Regions from separate parts of the Homo sapiens genome. Here region 1 is linked to region 2. The links are chromatin contacts, found by Hi-C in ENCODE. All regions are on one chromosome and are shown on one strand. Each heading gives the region's core, a stretch centred on a gene start or an enhancer-like site at or near the end of the contact. The rest is flanking DNA. Distances are from core to core; before and after follow the strand shown. Region 1 overlaps TTC39A (tetratricopeptide repeat domain 39A). Region 2 overlaps EPS15-AS1 (EPS15 antisense RNA 1).

The links. A loop is a pair of places that touch in the nucleus more often than their neighbours do. Pooled maps may share reads with other maps.
Region 1: a pooled map shows a loop between it and region 2 (3-fold over the local background). The contact joins two enhancer-like sites. A Hi-C loop is called at or near these places in 12 of 168 maps with a recorded cell type or tissue (CD4-positive, alpha-beta memory T cell, GM12878, MCF 10A and 8 more) and 22 of 50 pooled maps.

Annotation. Positions count from the first base shown.
Region 1 is chr1:51,283,474-51,288,947 of GRCh38, reverse strand. It overlaps TTC39A (tetratricopeptide repeat domain 39A), which reads left to right. Exons shown (of 18, transcript NM_001297663.2): 17 at 1-109; 18 at 668-1,690. The coding sequence ends at 791. Among named protein-coding and RNA genes, the nearest start is that of TTC39A-AS1, 43 kb to the left of the region's middle. Within about 2 kb of position 4,152, at least 2 of the 41 ENCODE cell types and tissues checked have a DNase peak (open chromatin) inside an H3K27ac peak, as active enhancers do; they include GM12878, where a contact is called at or near this core.
Region 2 is chr1:51,531,891-51,536,729 of GRCh38, reverse strand. All of the region lies in intron 1 of EPS15-AS1 (EPS15 antisense RNA 1), which reads right to left. It also overlaps a transcript of OSBPL9 not described here. Among named protein-coding and RNA genes, the nearest start is that of EPS15, 15 kb to the right of the region's middle. Within about 2 kb of position 1,518, at least 6 of the 41 ENCODE cell types and tissues checked have a DNase peak (open chromatin) inside an H3K27ac peak, as active enhancers do; they include GM12878, where a contact is called at or near this core.

The sequences.
Region 1 (5,474 bases), core at 2,903-5,402, 250 kb after region 2:
AGATTAAATATGACCACTACTTGATCCCAAACGCCCTGCTGGAGCTGGCCCTGCTGCTTATGGAGCAAGACAGAAACGAAGAGGCCATCAAACTTTTGGAATCTGCCAAGTAAGGCTTGGGTAACCTCAGTCTGTCCTTTGCTCCCTCTGAACTCAGCTCAGGAGCTGGCTGGGGACAGAGTTGCCCAGAGAGCAGTGAGTGGAGTTGCTAGCAAGGCCAGTCTGGCAGTCTAGAGGGTGGACCTGTGTCCCTCGGAATCCAGCTCTCGCCTGTCATAGGAAGACTTCTTTCTTAATGTATAAATGCGCAGTTAGACTCCCAGAGGCAGGAAGTAAGTTCCCAAGGTCACATCAGAAGCCAACTGCATGGCTGTGTGAGGACCCATGCCTCCTGCCTTCCAGGGTAGGGGTCTATTCCCTAAAACCACCCCTTCAAGCTTAGGAACCCAGGAGGACCAGGAGTGGTTCCAGTGGCCATGATACCAGGGATGAGGGGCCACAAACCCTTCTGGTTAACTCTCCCATTGGGTAGGGCTCAACTCTCTCTGGACACATTAATTTCTCTACAATCCTTCCTTGGCTCGCGGGGCTCATACAGCTCAAACAGGAGGAAAAGCATCTCTGGGAGCAGGCAGCCTCATGTGTCTGATTCGCTGCTCAATTCCAGGCAAAACTACAAGAATTACTCCATGGAGTCAAGGACACACTTTCGAATCCAGGCAGCCACACTCCAAGCCAAGTCTTCCCTAGAGAACAGCAGCAGATCCATGGTCTCATCAGTGTCCTTGTAGCTTTGTGCAGCAGTTCCGGGCTGGAAGACAGAGACAGCTGGACAGAGCTCCTGAAAACATTTCAAAATACCCCCTCCCCCTGCCCTGCCCTGCCTTTGGGGTCCACCGGCACTCCAGTTGGATGGCACAACATAGTGTATCCGTGCAGAAGCCGAGCTGGCATTTTCACCAGTGTAGCCAAGGGCCTTTGCCAAGGGCAGAGCAGGTGGAGCCCTCTGCCTGCCCTATCACACATACGGGTACTTGCTTTTCACTGTGATGTTTAAGAGAATGTATGAACAGTTTACATTTTCCTTAGAAATACATTGATGGGATCACAGTTGGCTTTAAAAACCAACAACAATCAACCACCTGTAAGTCTTTGTCTTCACCTATTATCATCTGGAGGTAAATCTCTTTATATGATGATGCCAAAGGGCAAATTGCTTTTCAAATTCAGCAAGTTCTCAGCTTGTGTGACGGAAGGTCCTTCAGAGGACCTGAGGAATGCCTGGGAGAGGCTAAGCCTCAGGCTTCAATGCTTCTGGGGTTGGGCATGAGGATGTACACAGACACCCACTACCTTACTACTCACACTTCATTTCACTCCTTTTGTAAATTTCCAATTTAAAAATCAAGCACGTCTTTTTAGTGAGATAAAATCTGAGCTCTTCTGTAGAAAAATCAATCTCTACCAGTAGAAAATGCCAGGGCTTGATGGAAGAGCTGTGTAGCCCTTTCTATGCCAAAGCCAGGAAATTTGGGGGGCAGGAGGAGGTTCTCAGAATCCAGTCTGTATCTTTGCTGTATGCCAAACTGAAACCACTGGGAATAATTTATGAAACATAAAAATCTTCTGTACTTCACTCCAAGGTACATTTGCTTACTGACAGCATTTTTGTTAAAACTGTTATTCTTGACCTGTTGTGTATGCGTTAGATTCTTCAGTTAAGAGAAAAGAGATATTTAAGTGATAAAATTTATGCCCTTAAGGGATCGTGCATCATGTATTTCAATAAAATATGTGTTGCATGAATCCTTAGGCCAGGCAGAAAGTCTTGATCAGAAGCCACACGGCCTATGTATGTTTTATTTAGACCACACAATGTTTTAAACTTTTTGAATAAGTTACCAGCATTCACAAATGGGGAGATTTTACAGATGAATCTGGTTCCTGGCCTGTAATTTAAAAACAAACAAACAAAAATGGCAACATTGAGCCTCATTCCCATGAGGCAACAATCAGCTAGAGCTAAGTCCAGGCTACTTTAAACACTTCTGTTACCTTTCTGGCCCCTAAAAGCATCTGAATTTGCAACCTCTAGGATTGTTAAAGTGAGAACTCAGGTTCAATGACCAACACCAGGTTTTACTCTTCACTTTCTGATGTCAGCACACTTCAACCTAACCATTTCCCCGTAGGGAAAATCATGCACACAGTAAAAATATTCATCTGTGAAAACGTTACTCCCCAAATGCATGAATGCAGTTTCTACGAGAGAAGAACCAGTTAAACTTTCCAATCTTCTAGGATTGCTGTATTTAACAAACACGAGTATCTGCCAAGGGTCTGGGTTAATATATAAAGATCCAGTCGGTCGGGCACGATGGCTCACGCCTGTAATCCCAGCACTTTGGGAGGTTGAGGTGGGTGGATCATGAGGTCAGGAGATCGAGACCATCCTGACCAATATGGTGAAACCTCGTCTCTACTAAAAATTAAAAAATTAGCTGGGCGTGGTGGCGCATGCCTGTAGTCCCAGCTACTTGGGCAGGAGAATCGCTTGAACCCAGTAGGCAGAGGTTGCAGTGAGCTGAGATCGTGTCATTGTACTCCAGCCTGGCGACAGAGGGAGACTCCATCTCAAAAAAAAAAAAAAAAGATCCAGTTGACCAGCCTCCTATGGGTGACATCGAATGAAGTAATGGGTTTTAGGCAAAATATATTATTAGGAAAAAAAGCAAAAAAACCCTCACCCAAGATTATCTTTTCCAATGAGTATTGTCAGAGTAGAAATGCTATGAAAAAAAAATCTCTCATATTATTAGAATGAAACAAAAGAATGTCCTCCATAGAGAGTAATCCCTTTGCAAGCTATCTCTTCTCCAAAGCCTGGATGCTGGGAGACCAACCTGTTTCTAGGCTCCTGGACAGGACAGGGTGAGCGGGTAGAGACAGGCTGCAGGAGGACAGGCCTCCATGGCTTCCCCACATGTTGGAATGTTGCCTGCTGCTGTATCAAAGCAGCACTACTCACAGGACACCAAACACATACTTTGGAAAATTGCAGTTTACAAAAAAACTCATTTCGGGTGCTTTTTTTTTTTTTTTTTTTTTTGAGACAGTCTCGCTATGTCACCAGGCTGGAGTGCAGTGGCGCGATCTCAGCTCACTGCAACCTCTGCCTCCCGGGTTCAAGCAATTCTCCTGCCTCAGCCTCCTGAGTAGCTGGGATTACAGGCATGCGCCACCATGCCCAGCTAATTTTTGTATTTTTAGTAGAGATGGGGTTTCACCATGTTGGCCAGGATGGTCTCGATCTCCTGACCTCGTGATCCACCTGCCTTGGCCTTCCAAAGTGCTGGGATTACAGGCATGAGCCACCACGCCCGGCCACGGGTGCTTTCATTTTAAAATTTGGTCAAGATGATTTCCTCGTCAACATTTGCTGTTTATTTCCTCCTGGGCTTTGTTAATTAATCCTATGTCACTTTTACCTCTGCTGCCCTGATAAGATAAATCAGTGGGTTTTGCCTCCTGTACCCCACCTGCAAATTCTGAGATAATCTATCAAATATATACATATACATACATATGTGAAGGACAATGAAAACACTGGGTTTCTAACATCACCACATCCTTATGCAAGGGCGTTTTCAAGAAAGTGAAAATTCTGTCATAGGCTCTCAATGTCTTATTTGAGTCATCTGTGGTCACTGCTTCTCTAATAGTGCAGACCTTCCCAGCACATCTGCCATGGAGAGGCCACAGATCAGGTGGAAGGTTTGAGCCTGGAAATAAGGAGACCTGAATTCCAGTCCTGACTTTGCTACTGATTTTCAAAGTAACCTTGGGAAAGTCACAGATCCTCTAAAAATGAGCAATTTGGACAAGATTAAGGCTCTTTCCTGCCTTCTACAGTTTCTTTATGGGTTTTCATCTGCAAAATGAGGCAACAGATACACTTCCCTACCTTTCTGCCAAAGCCTTGTGTCCCTAAGCAATTCAACCAGAAATAATAGACTTCTTAGGGGCTCTACAGTAGCCAGAACACCCAGAGAGCAAGTAATCCTCATTTAGAGAAAGTCTAAATCCTGTGCCCCAAGATGAATTCAGTTGTTAGGGAAGTAGCAATGATGTAACATGATCTGAACAGGTCCTTGGCAACAGAAAGTCTACCTCAGCCTCTCACTGATCACAGGCCCTCAGAATGGCAGAGTGGCTTCTAGCAGTGTGCTGGGCCCTCAGCTCTCCCATGGGTTGGCAGGTTGCCCTATTCCTTATCTCTTGAGCCAGAATGGGAGTGTTTCCAAGACAGTTATCATTCACAGCAGAAAGCCACAACCTGACATCAAAGCCAGGATCCTAAAAGGCCAACACCAACTCAAGATTTGGCTGAGGTCCAGGTGGGAGATTCCCAAGTGAAGAATGGCACCAAGAGGTTTTAAGAAAGCCCCAGTGTGCTGAGTACTAGAACCATTCAAGGAATCAAATCCAGACCCTTTCCTCTGGAGTTACTCCCAAGATCATTTCTTCTAAGATGATGGGAGTCAACAGTCTTTTCCTTGTTTACTTCAAATTTAAAGCCTAACAGTGCCTTCTCAACATCCTCAGCATCATCACACTAATTCAGTAATAAATGAGAGGTGTCTGGATTCTGCAATCCAAGCAGCAAATGGGAACTTCTCACGCCCACCCTCAGATGCAGCCTTCCAAGGTCGGAAAGTGCCTTCTGCTCGGGTTAGCACGGCTCCTTTGAATTCCAGTGCAAAGTTCATTACTGATTAATAGGCTAGGTCCACAAACAAGAAACCTCATTTGGGGACTCGAAAACTCCATCTCTAAATGAGTAATCTATGACTGCTTCCACTGTATAAAGTCAACTGTTAAGTGACAAAATAAGAATAGAGCCCTTTGGGAAGACATAGAATGAACTATTGAAGGTCTCTATGGACTGTTAAAAGTTCATGTTTGGCTGGGCGTGGTGGTTCACGCCTGTAATCCCAGCACTTTGGGACGCCGAGGCAGGTGGATCACAAGGTCAGGAGATTGAGACCATCCTGGCCAACATGGTGAAACTCGGTCTCTACTACAAATACAAAAATTAAGTGGGCGTGGTGGCAGGCACCTGTAGTCCCTGCTACTCAGGAGGCTGAGGCAGAATTGCTTGAACCCGGTTGGTGGAGCTTGCAGTGAGCCGAGATCGCGCCTCTGCACTCCAGCCTGGGTGACAGAGCGAGACTCTGTCTAAAAAAGAAAAAAAAGTGGATGTTTAATCAGAGACATCACAGCTAATGTCTCACAAATGACTAGATCAGGTTTGTTTTTCTTCCTCCACATTAAACACTCCAGAACATCAGACACCAATATGCTCTGGGGAAAAGAATAAAAGCTAGTATTTATTAAATACTCATTATGTGCCAGTTGCTATTCTAAGTACTTTACATTTATTTAATCCTCATAATATTTACATAATCCTATGA
Region 2 (4,839 bases), core at 269-2,768:
GGAGACACTACAGAACACCTGGCCAGTACTCTTTAAAAATGTGAATATCGTGAATAATAGTGAAAGACTGGGGAACTATTCTAGATTAAAGGACACTAAAGAGTTATAACAGGCTAGGTGTGGTGGCTCACACCTGAAATTCCAGCACTTTGGGAAGCAGAGACAGGAAGATCACTTTGAGGCTGAGAATTATAGGCCAGTCTGGGCAACATAACGAGACCCCACCTCTACAAAAATAATTTTTTAAAAAATTAGCCAGGCATAGTGGTGCGTGCCTGCGGTACTAGCTAGCTAGTCTGGAAGCAGGGGTGGGAGGATCGCTTGAGCCCAGGAATTCAAGGTTGTAAGTGAGCTGTAATTGAACCACTGCCCTCCAGCCTGGGTGACAGAGCGCGATCCTGTTTCTAAAAAATAATAATTAAAAGAAAAAAAACCTTTTTAAAAGTCATGACAGTTAAGTATAATGCATTACCTGGATCAGGCACTGGATCAGAACCTGATGGGGGAAAATACTGCTATATAGGACATTATCAGGCCAATTAGTGAAATTTGAGTATGGACTGTATATAAGCACTATGTCAATTTAAAATTTCTGGATTTGATTGTCATACTGAGTGGGTATGTAGGTATATAAGAGAATGTCCTTTTCTCAGAAAATACACATTGAAATATTTAAGGTATTAGGGGTAACTACTGCAATTCAAATGGCTCAGGAAAAAATATACATATCCATGTATATGCATGTAGGCATATGCCCACACATGAGAACTTCTGGGGCATCTGGGAATTCTTTGTAATATTTCTGCAGCTCTTCTGCAAGTTTGAGATTATTTCAAAGTAAAAAGTTAAAAAATAAAGTGTAAAGGTGGGCACGGTGGTTCATGCCTGTAATCCCAGCACTTTGGTAGACAAGGGCGGCGGGGTGGGGGGTTAACATTTGAGGTCAAGAGTTCGAGACCAGCCTGGCCAACATGGTGAAACTCTGTCTCTACTAAAAATATAAAAATTAGCCAGGTGTGGTGGCATCCTCCTATAGTCCCAGCTACTTGGGAGGCTGAGGCAGGAGAATCACTTGAACCCATAGGCAGAGGCTGAAATGAGCCAACATCAGCCCAATGCACTCCAGCCTGGGCGACAGAGTGAGATTATTATTTTGTTTTTAAAAAAAAATAAAAAGTAATAATAATAATAAAGCATAGATGAAGAAATAGAAACAGTATGGAGATAACTCTTTAGAAAATTTCACTGTGAATGGGAGCAGAGAAATGGAGCCAAAAATAGAGTCAGGGTCATAAGATAGCTCTTTAAAGACAGAAGAAACTAGGTTTGTTCACTGATCAGAGAACCAAGGTGGACTTCAGTCTCTCCCTTTCAAGACGAGGGGCTTAGATCAGACATCCTGTAAGGGCCTTTCCACCTCAGGCCCTTTGTGACTCTATGACTCTCCTACCCTCTCCTAGATGCCTAGAGTTCTTCTGAAAACATGTTTTATTCCTTAAACTGCAACCAGGAAAAGACATTTGGGCCACCACCACTTGAGGGCAGTAGAAAATGATGCTGCACGCAATTTGGTGGTTTTATTGTTTTGGCTGCTGGAAGAAAACAAAGGCCTTCACATGATTTACCCTCAAATGTCTTAGGGCAAATAAAGGTCCCGTGAACACACCACTTTTTCCAAATGTTTTAAACAAGAAAAGCCCAAGATAAGTTATAACAGGGGGTTGAGGAGTAAGAGGGTGAGAGGGTCTCACATCTTGAAAAAAGCTGGCACATACTGTAAGTTTAATAAAGAATAACTGATAACAGAAAAATTAGAGCCTGTCAGAATTGAAAGGGATCCTAGAGGAGGATGAATAGAGCCCCTTCGTTTTATAGGCAGGACCCTGGGTCCAGAGGAGAGAAGGGGCTTGCCCAAAGACACAGTGACATGGTAGAGAAATTAATGGTTTCAATACTTATCTGGCTAGCCTGTGAAGAGAGAGATTCTGATATTTTCAAATGACATAATAAACGTCACTTGCAAAAAGCGTGGCCCCATCACTGGTATTGGTACTGAGTTCTGAAAACACTGTGACAACACAGTTGTGAGGCTGTGTCTCTTGTGGCTTCCTCTCCCTGGGAGGATCTGACTGTTCACCTTTAATTCTTATCCACTTCAACGGGTCTGAATGCCCTGGACAGCATAGTTCTGATCCTATCCAACCCACTCCTCACCCCTTTCTGAGAGGAGCTTCAGACTGCTGAGGGATCTTAGACTTTCCTACCAACATCAGGGGATGAAGTTGAAGGCCATTTGGAAAAAAAAGTGAATGAGCATGTGACAGAACATTATTTGGAAAGAAACAACATTATCATTGCCATAGAGGGGAGATGATCTTAAAAAGACAATCAGAAAATCCAAAGCATAAAACTTCCCTAATATGACTTAAGGACATGATGGAGAATAAAATTACTAGACTGTTCAAAACAAAAAAACCAGTATGACTTCATAACATGATAAACAGCTGGGAGCATTTTTTTTTTTTTGAGATGTAGTCTCACTCTATCGCCCAGGCTGGAGTGCAGTGGCACGATCTCAGCTCACTGCAAACTCCTCCTCCCGGGTTCAAGTGATTCTTGTGCCTCAGCCTCCTGAGTAGCTGGGACTACAGCATGTGCCACCACTCCCCGCTAGTTTTTATATTTTTAGTAGAGATGGGGTTTCACCATGTTGGTCAGGCTAGTCTCGAACTCCTGACCTCATGATCCACCTGCCTCGGCCTCCCAAAGTGCTGGGATTACACGTGTGAGCCACTGCGCCCAGTCAGCATCAATTATTTAGAATAATAACCTCTAACCCCTAACCTCAGTATTATCTATTCCTCTGCAAAAAAAAAAAAAAAAAGAAAGAAAAAAGAAAAAACAAAAGAAAAAAAAATGCCCAGGCATTAGCCTGGCATTCAAAAATCCCTTGCCTGTTCCAGATAATTTTCTAGTCTCATGTCCTGCCATAGCTCCCACCCTGCACTCCAACCTCTGTTTTCTGAGCACTCATTGCAATGGTGTAACTGTGAACATTTATTCAGGCCATGTGCTGCATTTGCTCCATTTTGAGGCTCGATTCAAATGCCACCTGCTTTGGAGGCTTTCCTTGATCTGACCCTTACGTTTACTCGCAGATTCCTTTTGACTCCCACAGCCATTTCATCTACTTCCCTCTTTTTTTTTCTTTTCTTTCTCTTTCTTTCTTTTTTTTTTTTTTTTTGAGACAGAGTCTTGCTCTGTTGCCCAGGCTGGAGTGCAGTGGTGCAATTTCCACTCACCGAAACCTCCGCCTCCTGGATTCAAGTGATTCTCCTGCCTCAGCCTCCAGAGTAGCTGGGACTACAGGCATGCACCACCACGACCAGCTAATTTTTTGTATTTTTTTTAGTAGAGATGGGGTTTCACCATGTTGCCCAGGCTGGTCTCGAACTCCTGAGCTCAGCCAATCCACCCACCTCAGCCTTCCAAAGTACAAGGATTACAGGCGTGAGCCACTACACCCAGCAGCATGTACTTCTCTTTAATATTTATTTCATTCTGTCTTGTCTTTCCCATCACAGAGTGAGCACTTAGAGGGCATGAACTGGGTCTTAATACTATGATTTTTTTAGAGGTTGCTTCCAGTTATTAATAAATATCTACCATTTATTAATTACCAATTAATAATTACCAATTATTACCAATTACCAATTAATTACCAATTACCATTTAATTACCAATTACCATTTAATAATTACCAATTATTAATAATAATCTAACAATAATTTTACTTATCTTTCTAAATCTCCTGTTTCTCAGCTCACTCCTTCCAACACCCTGACTCCAACACTTCTCTGATCCCTTCCTGGGCCTTATAATCCAGTGATCCTAATATCTCTTCACCATTCCTCAACTATCTTGTGTCCTCACTTCCCTTTTTACCCACCTAAATTCCAAGGTCCAATGTTAAAATCACTCCCTTGATAGGTCCTCTTCTCTCTTGCCTCCTCTTGCATTCTCATTTTGCTTCACAAGATCCCTACCCTGCACAATCTAACTCTACCTACTCTCTGCCTTTGGGAAAGTGGATGAAGAAAAACCCACAACTGTGTCAACTGGACTCTTAAAATTCATCGCCACTGACCTCAAGTGGGCTTTTAGTGCTACCTGGGAATCATACTACATTTTCAAGTCCATCCACTTTTCCTAAATGCTTATTTCGTAACTTTTTTCAAACTTTTCATATCCTCTCCTTTTTCCTCCCTCTCAGCAGATAACCCATCCACCTGCATCCATGCCCACATACTCAGCCCTCTTCGGTATTCTCAAAGCCAATTCTTTCCCCTGCACTCCAGCAATTCCCTCTCTTGCTTGTATCATCAGTGATTCCTCTTCTACCAGATCATTCCGTTCACTTTCTAAAAAATGCTGCATTATTGCTCACCTTAAGAAAAGAAACCTCTCTTGACTCTGTATCCCTTACTAGGTATTCACACCATTTCTCTGCTCTTCATTTCAGCTAGACATTTCTAGAGAATTATCTGTTTTTCTTGACTCCAAGTCCTCTCTTTTCATTCTCTCCCGAGCCTCCTCTAATTATACTTTTCTTTCACCTTCCCCTGAAACGATTACCAAGGTCACCAAAGACTTCCACATTGCTAACTCTGGATATTAATTGCAATCCTCATCTAACTAGCTCTTTGATAAGATTTGACATGCTTTCTCACTCCTTCCTTCCTTGCTCCTTCCTGAAACACATTGCTCATTTGGCTCAAGGACAGACATCATACTCTCCTGGTTTTCCTCTAAGCTCAGCTGCTCTTTCTTTGGTCTCCT